Linked DNA regions of Homo sapiens: region 2 is linked to region 1. Evidence: chromatin loops called from intact Hi-C (ENCODE). Cell type or tissue: gastrocnemius medialis. All regions are shown on one strand. Region 1 holds the start of GLCE (glucuronic acid epimerase). Region 2 holds the start of RPLP1 (ribosomal protein lateral stalk subunit P1).

The links. A loop is a pair of places that touch in the nucleus more often than their neighbours do. Peaks named below come from ENCODE experiments on the same cell type or tissue, not always from the same donor. Only the 100,000 strongest peaks of a DNase experiment are listed, where the experiment ranks them.
Region 2: it touches region 1 in a loop (13-fold over the local background); 15 of 110 quality-filtered maps call a loop at or near these places.

The regions. Positions count from the first base shown.
Region 1 is chr15:69,160,444-69,162,943 of GRCh38, forward strand. GLCE (glucuronic acid epimerase) reads left to right here and starts at 192. Exons shown (of 5, transcript NM_015554.3): 1 at 192-314. It also overlaps the pseudogene LOC100421574. RefSeq lists an enhancer at 1-354 and silencers at 52-261, 462-571. In gastrocnemius medialis, a CTCF peak has its summit at 1,347; a DNase peak (open chromatin) is centred at 48; H3K4me3 peaks cover 1,837 bases; H3K27ac peaks cover 1,266 bases.
Region 2 is chr15:69,451,814-69,454,313 of GRCh38, forward strand. It overlaps RPLP1 (ribosomal protein lateral stalk subunit P1), which reads left to right and starts at 1,005. Exons shown (of 4, transcript NM_001003.3): 1 at 1,005-1,207; 2 at 1,834-1,908. The coding sequence starts at 1,136. RefSeq lists enhancers at 711-760, 1,041-1,290, 1,441-1,550 and a silencer at 1,311-1,360. In gastrocnemius medialis, no CTCF peak of the experiment used is centred here; DNase peaks (open chromatin) are centred at 948 and 1,638; H3K4me3 peaks cover 2,500 bases; H3K27ac peaks cover 2,500 bases.

The DNA of each region.
Region 1 (2,500 bases):
TCGTAGTAGACTCCGAGTCCTGCCGCCCGTCCTGCAGCCGACAGGCTGCCAGGACTGTCACTCGAGGAGCTGCCGCTACCGCCCCCCGCCGTGGCCCCGCCCCTTGCCGTGGCTGGGATCTCGCGGGAAGAGCTGCGGGCACGGCGGTGGCTCGGTCTCCCGGCTGCGCGCGGAGCGGGAGGGCTCTCCTCACACAAGCGCTTCCTTGCCGAGAGGCTGGAGCTGCGGCACCGCAGGCCTGAGCCACCCCTTCTCTGCTGTCTCCTTCTCTTCCTCAGGGCTCCCGTGTCTGCTCGCCCTCCGACGCTGCTCAGGTTAGAAAGCCCGGAGCGCGTCTCCGCTGAGGAGCGGTCGGGGAGCGGGGACACGGAGCAGCCGGAGCAGGCGGGCTCCTGACGGGGGCGGCTCTGGGGGCTGCGCGGCGCTGCCTGGTGGGCGCGAGGCTTGGCGGGGTTTGGGAGTCCGGGGGGCGAGGAGGCGGTGCAGTGGGATCCGGGCGCGGGCGCCCAAGGGCGGTGTAGCGGGTGCCGGAGCTCCCGAGGTGAGGGGGCAATGTATTAGGGATCCTGGGGGCTCTTCCGGCTTGGGGTAGGGGTGGGTGGCGGCACACGGGGTCCTAGGTCTTTGACGTCGAGGGAGATTTATCAGGGTCTTGAGCTTCTTGGAGGTGGTGTAGCGGGGTTCCGGGACAAGGGGTCTTTTTACCCGGGTCCCGAGCTCTTTGGGGCAGAGAATGCAGTTTAGCAAGGTTTACACCGGTGTAAACCTTGTCTCTGGAGGCAGATCATCGGGGTCTTGGGGGTTCTTTGAGCGGGCGTGGGCGTCCGTTTCGCATTGCTGGGATGAAGAAGCAGTGTGTCCGGGTTCTGGGGAGAGGGGTCTGTTCATCGGTGTCTCCGGGTGAGAGAGCGATGTATCCGTTCCGCTGGGGCCGGGGCCGCCTTGGGGGGTTGTTGGGGGCTGAGGGTGTGTAGCGGCGACCAGCGTCTGGCCGGGGTTTCTGCTTTGCCCGGAGCGGGGCGGTAACTTGGCATGGTCTCCAGTCTTTTGGGGGCGACGGGGCGAGTTAGCTGGCCCCCGGGCAGTCTCTCGGGGTGGGCGCGGCTCCGCAGGCGCTGGGTCCGCTGAGGGCGGGAGAGGGCTTTGGTGCTACCGCGCAGGCTGGGCAGCATCCTGAAACGTTTTTGTTCAGGTCTCCTTCTCTCTGGATGAGATTTACTCAATGCTTAGTTGGAGGATTGATCGGTGTTGTTGCCTAGTTGAAGAAGCAGTGCGTTTGTTCTGCAGTTTTCTTTTCTCTGCCCCGGGATCCCTGTGGGGGCGCGCTGGTCTCGCTGGAGCTCCGGGAGCTAGAGTGGCAGCACCTTAGGTGGGCGTTTGGTCTGCAGGTTCTTTAGGAGGCCGGTGTCCGCAGGTTGAGCGTGGATACAGCTCCTGAGCAACTGGAATCTGTTGAGGGTGGGGAAGACTGATTTTGGCTTGCTTTCCTAGGTGGTGGTCTGCTTTGCTCATCCTGCATGATTAGATCTGTTCTGAAGTCTTGCCTGAGTGAATGTTAGGCAGAGTCGGATAGTGCAGGGAAGCGTGTTCTGTCTGGCTTCTTTCTGTCCTTTGAAAAGCATTTGTAGAGAGGGATAACGTCAAATTCAGCCTCCAGAAAACAATGGAATTTGAAATCCCAAAGCTAGAACTCTGCAAAAACGTTTTCTGTGACCTGTAAGGATGGTTAATCGAGCTTTTTTAGAGAATTCTGCTTAACAGTTTCATTGTATTGTAAAAGTGTATTTAGCCTTGGATATTACAGAGGTTTTGGTAACTAGCGTAGGCGTAGGTGGGATTTAAATAAAATGACTTGTATGTATGTGTATTGGTTAAAAAAAAAAACAGCGTATAGGTGAGAAAGCCTATGTGTTTGCCTGACATTTCTTTTGGTTAGTTACTCTATCACAGAGGCCTGTATATGAAAGTTAATGTGGCAGGCAGTGAAGTCCGTACTCAGAGCTGTTCTGTAAATATGTAATCTGGGGTTAACAGACAAATTTGAGTATACCAAAGCAAATAATTTTGCCTGCCTTAGTCTTTTTCTTCGTGTCAGTTTTTTTTTTTTCTTGTTTTTTGGTTTGTTTCTTTTGAAACAGGGACTTATTCCGCCTTCCAGGCTAGGTTGTAGCATCGCTACCATGGCTCACTGCAGCCTCGACCTCCAAAGCTCAAGCAGCCCTCCCAGTTCAGCTTCCCATCCCCACCCCCAGTAGAGGAGCTGGAACTACATGCATGTGCCACCACGCCTCACTAATTTTATTTATTTATTTATTCAATTAATTAAAGACAAGGTCTTGCGCTGTTGCCCAGTCTGGTCTTGAACTCCTGGCCTCAAGTGATCCTTCAGCCTCAGCTTCCCAAAGTACTGGGATTTAGAGGCGTGAGTCACCATGCCAGGCCTCTTAGATACAATTTTTTTTAAAAGATGTCATTTTTTCTGATCTTAGAACCAGACAGA
Region 2 (2,500 bases), 290 kb after region 1:
AAACAAAGAAGGTGCCCCCCCCCCACCAAAAAAAAAGATATATATACATAGAACTAACTTTCCGGTAAACTAAGCAAATTCCACGAGGAATGCAAAGATGACCATTTTTGAAGGTAGGAATTTAAATTGGGTTTAGATAACAAATAACGGGTTGTAGACAGCTTACCCATAATCCCTCCTTCCCCCAAGCACTAGGCAGTGAAGTTAGACTTCTGGATTCCACCTCCACGCTCACCGCGCGGCACTATGCAATCTTCGGTTAGTTACCAGGTCTAAGTTAGGCTTCTGGATTCCAACTCCACGCTCCACCGCGCGGAACTATGCAATCTTGAGTTAGCTACCGGGTCTAAGTTAGGCTTCTAGATTCCAAATCCACGCTCCACTGCGCGGTAACTACATAATCTTGGGCTAGTTTACCAGCTCTAAGACTTAATTTTGCCATATGCAAGATGGAGATAACATCCAACTCCTGGTGTGTGAGGATTACGTGAATCCTTGCAGAATGTGGCTCAGTGCCTGGGACATAGTAAGCGCTCTACGGCTTCTGCTAGCATAACGCTGTTAGTTTCTCTCATCCTCCTACATCTACCTATCTCAACCAAGGTCCTGCGCTAAGCAGGGGCCTCCAAGCTGGGACGCAGCCCTTACTCTCAGGGTCAGCGCCGGCTGGGAAGGCCGCGACCTAACCAGGAGATTACGAACAATGTCACCAGGGCCACAGCGGAGCTCCTGCCAAGTCAAGCAACTCATGGAACCAACGGAGGCGAAGTCCGAATACCTAGGCAACCCTAACCTAAAAGTGTTTTTAACGTTCTCAGGTCCTATAATTTACCCAAATAAAGTGGGACCGTATTTGCAGGCGCTGAGAAACTTTCTCAACAGTAAGAACCAATCAGGCGCAGTGCGCAGGCGCCTTCAGTGGGTCCTGGGTCCGCCTCTTCCGCCCGGTGCGGGCGCCGATTGGTCCGCGTGGACACATAAGAGGCTGCGTATAGGCGCGAGAGCCCCTTTCCTCAGCTGCCGCCAAGGTGCTCGGTCCTTCCGAGGAAGCTAAGGCTGCGTTGGGGTGAGGCCCTCACTTCATCCGGCGACTAGCACCGCGTCCGGCAGCGCCAGCCCTACACTCGCCCGCGCCATGGCCTCTGTCTCCGAGCTCGCCTGCATCTACTCGGCCCTCATTCTGCACGACGATGAGGTGACAGTCACGGTGAGTGCGGGCGCGGGCCGGCGGCCGGGCTGCCTGTGGGCGGTGACTTTCGGCTCTCCATGCGGTTCCCGGCTCCAGGCCGTTCGACTGAGCACTTCCGGCCGGGGCCAGGCCGCGAACACAGGCCGCATAGGGCGGGCGCTCCTCGGGGCTGGGGCCTCTCTCCGGGCAGGTCCTGGGCCCCCGGGACCACGTGCGGGCCCAGCGGGCATGGAGTGCGCTTGAGGCTGGGCGCTCCGGCTCCAAGAGCCTTCGTGTAGAAAAGCTCTTCCGCAGTGCTTGGGCACCCTGACCCGTGCCTCGTCTCTCTCAGGGACACTTACTCGGACCTCTTTCGGTGTAATTGCCTTGAATTCCCCCGGTCGTGGAGGAAGGCGCCCGAGCTCGGCTCCACCTCCCAGGTCTTGTAACTTAAAAATAGCCGCGTGACTCAGGCAAGTCCCAGCCCGTGAAACAGCAGTGATGGGCTCGCCTCATTGCAGGGCGCCTGGCACACATCTCTTTTGCTTGTGATAGAATATTTGAGCTGGTTAAACATGTTATGTACACTTATTGAGTGACGTGCAGCATTTTGGAGATATTACATACGCTACGTTTTGATGGATTGACGTTTTTATTTGTTGTAGGAGGATAAGATCAATGCCCTCATTAAAGCAGCCGGTGTAAATGTTGAGCCTTTTTGGCCTGGCTTGTTTGCAAAGGTAAGGTGATGGTGGCAAAGTGATTGTGGTAAGGCCTGCTGATTTACGAGGGCAGTTGTACATGCTAAAGTACCCCCAGCGGTGCCATAACGCCCCACATGCCGCTGGATCTCCTAGGTGTTTTTCGTTGCATGTATATCTCTAGGAGCTAATAAGATTTCAGCTTGTCAAGTCTTACGTTTCCTTATCAGACTCTGGTTTCCCTTTTGCTCTGAAACCATGGTTAAAAAAAATGTGAATCAGGTCATTTATTCCCAAAAAGGGTCACTCGGGAGATAGGTACTACGCATGTTAAGTTGCAAGCAAATTCTTTTTCTTTTTCTTTTTTTTTTCTTGAGACGGAGTCACCCAGGCTGGAGTGCAGTGGTGCGATCTCAGCTCACTGCAAGCTCCGCCTCCCGGGTTCACGCCATTATCCTGCCTCAGCCTCCCGAGCAGCTGGGACTACAGGCGTGCGCCACCATGCCTGGCTAATTTTTGTGTGTGTGTTTAGTAGTGACGGGGTTTCACCATGTTAGCCAGGATGGTCTCGATCTCCTGACCTCGTGATCCCCCCGCCTCTGCCTCCCAAAGTGCTGAGATTACAGGCTTG